Regions from separate parts of the Homo sapiens genome. Here region 1 is linked to region 2. Evidence: chromatin loops called from intact Hi-C (ENCODE). Cell type or tissue: Caco-2. All regions are shown on one strand. Region 1 overlaps AUTS2 (activator of transcription and developmental regulator AUTS2). Region 2 overlaps AUTS2 (activator of transcription and developmental regulator AUTS2).

Region 1 (4,000 bases), 87 kb before region 2:
AAGAAATAGGAAGAATTTTATTCGTAAAGTACATGATTATGTTTCATATTTAAAAACATGATGGTTTCCTCTTCAAAATAAGCTGTTGAGCTAAGTACCATCCATAGTCAATAGTATTTTCTATTCATATTTGTTACTTGATTATACAATGAGGCAAGGTTCAACAAAAATACACATTACAAAAACAGTTATCTAAGAATTTTTACCCATTTTTTCTTTTTCGATCTTTCAGTGGGAAAAAAAAGAAAGCAATAATTTGATTATAGATAGTGAGATGGCTTAGTCCAGCTCACAGGACATCTGTGTTTTGATGGAGATAAATTTAAGAACCAGCAGTCTTGGAATTATGCAGCAAATTTTGCCAAGGTTTGCAGATTTCTTTCTCAATATCTAATCAAACCTCCAGCGATTACGGACCTGGTGGCCAGGCACTCTGCAAAGAACTACAATTTAACCTCATTACTTGAGTTTATATTGATGAACAAAATGGTTAGCACAGTTCTTTTCTTTTTCTTGTAAAAACTAGACTGAAAGTTCTACGCATCATACTGCCCAGTGTTTGTTCAAGTCTCTTTACAGTATCTTCTCAATGTGTAGTGATAGGCAAATGTTTCTCTATTCTGATAACTTTAATGTTTCACTTCAATAGACAATACAATAAAAACTGTAAAAAGGTAAAAAAACACTAATATTTATGTTTTGTATAGGCTACAGGAAACTCAGTGTGAAAGTTGATTATGCAAATTGCATCATTCTTGTCATGCCCAACTAAAGAAGAGTTGACAGAGCAGCGGGAAAAAGTACTCAAGACACAGCACATGCTCCAAGAATTGAGTTTTCTCCAAGCCCAGCTGTTGAAACAGCCTGCTGTAACCATAAGACCAGTTTTACTTAGCAGCTGCTGAAACAACCTGCTATGACTTTAAGACTAGTTTTATCTACTACCATCACTCACCAATCAGACCCGGGCAGCTCCCACAAGCTTCTCTAGGGTCAATGAGCTTTCTTTCAAAACTGTAAGTAACATTTCCCTTTCTAATAAAACCCCCAATCTTTCCTTTGTTCTTTGGACATGCTGAAGACCACCCAGTCTGTTTGCATGCCCCAAATGTGATTCTATGATTCCCAAATAAAACATTAAATTTAGAGATTTGTCTCTACATTTTATTTTGACTTTGACATCAGCTTAAGTTTTTTTTTTTCCCACTTGCATTTCTTGGCCTACATGGTTTGGCATAATTTTATTTTCTTTCCTGAATCCTTCATTACTTGATTAGCATTCCATTGCTTACTGGTTTTATACTTTGTATGTGAGTCTTTTATTGGAAATGTCCTCAAATCTGAGAATTTATACTCACCAGATGTACACATATTATAAAGGCATTTATGTCCATATAATTTCCAGCACCTTGAAATGATGGAAAATTAGAAACTTGCTCTATGTCAACATACACTGTTTAAAGTCTATCTTTCCTGTTGATGGTCATCTCCAAGGAGATCAGCATAGGTCTGGTTTGTTTGATTTTTTTAAACTACACTGCCTAACTAAATCTCTGCATTACTCAAGGTTTTAACAGATATTTTAATTAATTGGCTAATTGTTTATTTGTTACTTGTCATGAGTTACAGAAATCCAAGTATGTTTCTCAATTCAATAAAATTCCAAGTAGAATTTCTTACCGAACTTTAGCCTTTCTACTAAAAGGGAAATTGGAGAGAATCCAAATTCAATATTTTTATGAACTCAAAGATGTGAATCTACATTATAATAAATCATATATAAGAACAATATTATATGGTTAAATGTCTTTTTTATTTTTTATTTTAAAAAGGAAAACCAAAAAGGTGTGACATTTCAGTGGGTACCTTCATATATCACTGGTGGCAACAAACACTAGGACATTATGGAGTGAAATGTGACAGCCTACAAAACACTCTGAGAGGGCTTTACTTCCTTTTACTCAATACTTTCATAAGAAATGCAGTGCAAAGTAATAACCACTGAGATACACCATTATTCATAATAATGATGAATTGGAAAAAATCCAAATATATAAAAATGGGTTAGGTAAATTATGGTATTATCAATATAATAGGATACTATGTGGTCACAAAAAATCAGGCTATGGAAAAGTATTTAATGGCCTTTGAGAAAGTTTATGTGAAACTTTGAGAAAGATAAAAGACTGGAATGCTTATGCCACAAAATATTAAGAGTGGTCACCTCTCAGTTTCACTATGAGCACAATTTAAATGTTTTTCTTGAAATTTTCTGCATTTTCTAAGGTCTCTAGAATGCAACTATGTCACTGCTATAATCAGCAAACCAATAAATTCTACTGAAATAGAGCCTTTGGGTATTATAGGTTGAGCATCCCAAATCCGAAATGCTCCAAAATCTGAAACTATTTGAGTGTCACATGACACTCTAAGGAAATGTTCACCAGAGCATTTCCAAAAAAAAAAAAAAAAAAAAAAGTTAAAAATCCAAAACACTTCTGGTCTCAAGTATTTCAAATATGGAATATTCATCCTATACCTTTTTAAAAGGGAACCAGCCCTGCTCTCACAACAGGAAGTTTTCCCCTCTGTGTTTCTCCGCAAGATGTATTCACAGGATTTTCACAAGACATTCAACCCAGAACTGAGTACCACCTCAGACTTTCCCAACTTCAGACCCCCTACTACATCCCAAATAAAAGGTCATGGGTGATCCCTATTGATGCCGACACTGCCACGGCCTCCAGTGGCAATTCGGATCCAGGGCAGTTAACTGTGCTCCACTGGGATACTTTGAGTCACACGAAGAGATATATCGACTAAGTAAAATGCTGAAGTATCAATAAAAGCTGGTGAAATCTGAAACAGCAATCAAGTAAACACTATCATTCATGGCTCTCCTGGCCTCAGTTTCCTCACTCATAATTCTGGGTCTTTAGACTACAGGCTTAAGTTTTCATCCTGCTATAAAGTTTCAGAGTTTCATGATATTGGCTAAAGGAGTGAGACAAACTGGGATAATGCTGAGTAGAAGAGGACCCCTGCTTCTGCTCACGGTGTGAATCACAGGAATTCCCTTGCTTTAGGCAGGAAAGTGGCAGCAGATGTCTGCAGTGTTGGTGATGAGCATGGAACTGCAAGGCTGAATGAAAATGCCAAGCCCTGAGACCCAAGAAGGTGATGCGCTGAGGAGGGGCAGCATGTTGGCTGAGTAATCTCTAGAGGAGTCAGAGATGTGAAACAGGGCCCAGTCAAGGAATGTGGTTAGGATATAAAGAAGCCATTGATGCTTCCCCTTCCTATATCACACAATCACCAGAGAGAAAATAAATGGCAGCAGATACATCTAAAAGAAAATGAGAAAAAAACTATGTTTTTGTAGTTCTTGCTCTGGGAGGGGTGAGGAAGAGAAGAGTGTCAGGGCACCAGTAAAACCCTTCTAGCAGTAAGGGAACATGTATAATGCAGATTGAGGGGCTCATTTCTTAAAGGGAAATGGGGGCCAGAAGATGGCCTTTATAAACCTCCAAATTGTATAGCACCCTCTGGAGTGTCTTCTATCTGAAACTACTGTAACCCACAAGGGGATTAGAGTGCAAAGAGTCTCTGTCTTTCCTCTGATTACTGTGCTAGCAAGCCAAACAAGAGCAGAGTGTGGCCAAAGGAAAACCACTAAAGCCAGAAGAGTGATTATGTGATACTCTGGGAGTTGCAGCAGCACTGTGTGTGTGTGTGTGTGTGTGTGTGTGTGTGTGTATGTGCGCGCGCGCGCGTGTGTGTGTGCGTGCACACATGTGCATGTGTATTTCTGCAAATCCAGGTGCAATCCTCCCAGTTGCTAGATCAACCTCAGCTCCCTGCTGTCAGAAAGTCAGAAACCTCTTGAGGGCAGGAAAGAAACAGCCTGGTAAAACAGAATAGAATGCAGCAGCCATTTGTCACCCCCTATTATTTCCGAGTGGAAGTGGGGGTGGCATGTGGATGGCCGTTCCTCCCCATT
Region 2 (4,000 bases):
AAATAAAAATTACATAAAATCAAATTTTTGTGTCCATAAATAAAGTTTTATTGGAACACTGCCACATTTATTTTTGCGTTATCTATGACTGCGGCTGCTCTACATCAGAGCTGAGTGGTTGTGGCAAAGACTGAACAGCCCACAAAGACAAAAATATGTATTATCTGTCCCTTTAAAGGAAAAGGTTGCCAAGCCTTGCACAAATAAGTAACTACTGAATGACTGTAAAGTCTTAGTCCTAGAATGTATGTCTTAGACTTAATGTGACTCAACTACATAAAACTTAATTACATGTAAGAAAGTGGTTGGCTATTTTGATGCATACTTTGATCTTAAAAAGGGAAAAAACAGGCTGGGTACAGTGGCTCACACCTGTAATCCCAGCACTTTGGGAGGCCGAGGCGGGTGGATCAAGAGGTCAGGAGTTCGAGATCAGCCTGACCAATGTGGTGAAACCCTGTCTCTACTAAAAATACAAAAATTAGCTGGGTATGGTGGTAAGCACCTGTAATCCCAGCTATTTGAGAGGCTGCGGTAGGAGAATCGCTTGAACCCGGGAGGCAGAGGCTGCAGTGAGCCAAGATCATGCCACTGCACTCCAGCCTAGGCAACAGAGCGAGACTCTCTCTCAAAAAAAAAAAAAAAAGGAAAAGAAAAAAATTTACTGTTTGTCCTTAATTTCTGTTCAGATCTCAAAACAAATGTTATATACAAATGTTCTTCCACTGGTGAGGAGACATCTTTTACTGTGATGTCTATACACTCAAAATTCTGAAATAATTTTTTTTTTGGCTAGCTCTTAGAGAACTTTTCCACATCATATATCTTGCTTTTATTGGAGAACGCATGAGCGACAGTTTTGTGGATTATACAACATGTTGTTCTGGCTAATTAGTTTACTAGCAATTAAAAATAAAATCATGGCAGAGGGCCACTTGTCAATTTCACCTTGTCATAAATGTGCTTGATGCTCATTGTGTCTTAAATAAAAATGTATCACTAGCAATGAGAGAGATGTTTTCCATTGGATTTTATTCCATCATTTGGTATAATTATTCCTGACAATTTGCCCATCATACGGTATGTCTCTCTCCAGAAGGAGAAAAATACTACTTTGTGTTCTCGTGATCACAAGTCTAATTGAGTGGAAAACAAATCTGTTTTAGAAATGAGAAAAAGAGACAAGCTACTGTTTACTCTGTTAAAAATAATACGCAGAACAAATGACAAAAAATGTAGCAAATAGTACTCTAAATCTTACTACTATTTTTTTTTCTTGAGTATCAAGATTTACTCCACAAACAAAACTGGGATGATGATTTCATATGATAGTGATGAATTACAGGTACATATCGCTAGGTCTACTGCACTGTTTTCCCAGTTCTGGAAGAAGGTAGGTTCTGGCTGATGGTCAGGTGGCTATCAGAGGGTAAGCAAAAGATGTTTGGTAAAAGAGCAACCCCCTGGCCCCATCTACCAAGAATGAAGAAAGTAGGTGCCATGTTGTAATTTCAGCTGACAAGAAGCATTAGCATTATCGCACACTTTGTGAATTAAGTAATGATTTAATTAGTACCAGTCTGAATGGTCATATAATGTTGTAATTAGAAGGCTGAGACAAAAATAATTGACAGAGGTGGGGCTGGGGCTTGTTGGAAAATTAGCATAATTAATGGAACACAGGAAGTGGAAATGTGTGCCTCAGTGGCCGATCACAGACCCTGAGGGCAAGGACCATGGCTTTCTCTACTGTGCATACCTTCAGAGCCATCTTACTGTGCCCCAGCATATTAGATACTCATATTATCCTTGTTACCGCATCAGAGGGAAGTCAGAAGCACTGGACTCTAAATCTTTCCTTTCTCCTTTAGCCAAAGGTTGGGCAAATCATTCTCCTTTTCCTCTGTTCACCTTATCTCTAAGATAAGAAAAAAAAGTAAGATGTCATCCACTTCAAAGCACTAAGTCAGAAACGATGTAGCATTCAAACAGAGAACTGCCTCACTGCCCCCTTGGTGGATGAATTAGAGGAATTAGAAGTTATATGACACAGGGCCTCAAGAGCTAAAGCATTAGCTGCCCTGTTACTTAATGAGCAGTTGCTTTGTTTTCTTGCAGACACCAGATCATGGAGTAGTGTATGCATGGGCAGGCCTGCAGACCATCTTGCTGCATCTTTCCTGTCTCTCGTTTTTATCTGGGTCTGGACCTTTACAGCATAAAGTTTGCTTCAACCATCTATATCAGTTAGGGTTCTGGTAAAAACAAACAAACAAACAAACAAAAACCAGAAAACACTTAAGAAATTTTCTGTAGGAAGTGATTTAATACAGAGAACCAACCTCTTACAAAAAATCACTAGACAAGGTTAAAGTATGGCCTTTCTTCTGCCATAAACAGAAGTCCATTGTTGCAGCAGCCCAGCTACAAATGCACTAGCGAAGCTGCAACCTGGGATCAGGAAATCGCATCATAACTGCCTTTCAACATCTAGGAAGCTGAGTTGAAAACTGAAACATCACCACAGAAAAATCATACTTCTCCTGCCCTGGCTAATCAGATAAAAAGAGCTAAAGCTGAAGATGAATAACCTTTACCTCATGTCGACCTTCCAAATCTTGAGCAAATATACCTGATTCACACCCAGAATCCTAGCTGCAAGACAGACTGGGAAATAAAGGCTTTCGTTTTTTAGTCTTTGCAGTTAAAAAAGCACAACTAGAATGAACTAGGAAATGAAAAGTGGGTGCCACTCAGCTTTATTCGCCATGCTCTAAGTGCCTATTAAACTTCTCAGTTAATTTTTTCTCTCCTCTCTTCAGCTGCTTCTAATTGGGCTCAACATGTAAACTTCAGTTTCCTTCTAAGTAGTCCATGTCACCCACATACTTTATCTTCCAGTTCCTACCTTGAGAGTGACTGCATACAACACAAGATCCCAGGTTATGTGAACACCAGTGGAAAGAAGGATAGGAACATCTGTGAATGCTCAGAAGACAGAAACACAGACAGAAGACTGCAAACCAATATCCTCATCCAACTTTTCTTCTCTGTGATTTTATTCTAAACTGTGGACATAACATTTTTTCTTGCTAATAAAAGCTGAAACTTGGCAAGTAAAATTTCAGAATAATTAGTCCAAATAGTGGTAGTAGCCGGAAAAAAAAAATACGCCTATGTAAGACGTCCCACAGAAACACGAAAATTGCTTGAACCTGGGAGGTGGAGGTCACAGTGAGCTGAGATCGTGCCACTGCACTCCAGCCTGGGTGACAGCGCAAGATTCTGTCTCAAAAAACAGTAATAATAAATAAAGATGAGGAAACCAATGTTCGCAGTGGTTGTCTTAGTCTGGGGTTCTCCCAGAAGCAGACAATGAGAAGTTTATTTAGGAGGTAAACAATAGCAGGAGACTGGGAAAGTAAGATCATGACAGCAGACAGGGAATAAAGGGTATGTAATTATTCAGCCAACTACCACTATGGGCAACTAGAAGCAAATGCCACTGGGAGGACTCCGGAAGCCAGTGTAGAATGTATACCTCAAAGTTATCCCACTTAAGAAGCAAGGAAGCTGGTGTATTTATACAACAACTCTCATTAGTCATTGACTGTGGGTTGCTCAGGTAGCAGTTCATTTCACCTACTTCCTGCCTACTCCTTAGGCAAAGCAGAATTCATTGACTAGACAAACCCTGAAGATGAATGAATATAAGGCCTAGCGGGAGGAAGGAGGGCCATTGTGAACTAAAGTGGAAGGGAAAGAGGGGTATGGGTGGGACACCAGGAGCATCTGCTAAGTTGAAAATGAATGCTAAATTAAAAATTATATGAAATGGAGTGAAATGATTTAATTAACAGATTATAATTGTTTGGATTAGCAAATCAAACATTAAGCAAGTAGTAGGGCTGAGACTTCAAGCCCGTCATACACCTTTCAGGGTCCATATTTCGTTCCAACACTCTGTCCAGATTAAACATAAGATGAAACATATGTACAC

The links. A loop is a pair of places that touch in the nucleus more often than their neighbours do. Peaks named below come from ENCODE experiments on the same cell type or tissue, not always from the same donor. Only the 100,000 strongest peaks of a DNase experiment are listed, where the experiment ranks them.
Region 1: it touches region 2 in a loop (2.0-fold over the local background); 1 of 110 quality-filtered maps calls a loop at or near these places.

What each region holds. Positions count from the first base shown.
Region 1 is chr7:70,303,196-70,307,195 of GRCh38, reverse strand. All of the region lies in intron 4 of AUTS2 (activator of transcription and developmental regulator AUTS2), which reads right to left. Among named protein-coding and RNA genes, the nearest start is that of AUTS2, 710 kb to the right of the region's middle. In Caco-2, no CTCF peak of the experiment used is centred here; no DNase peak of the experiment used is centred here.
Region 2 is chr7:70,216,220-70,220,219 of GRCh38, reverse strand. The region is part of intron 4 of AUTS2 (activator of transcription and developmental regulator AUTS2); the gene reads right to left. Among named protein-coding and RNA genes, the nearest start is that of AUTS2, 620 kb to the right of the region's middle. In Caco-2, no CTCF peak of the experiment used is centred here; a DNase peak (open chromatin) is centred at 2,019.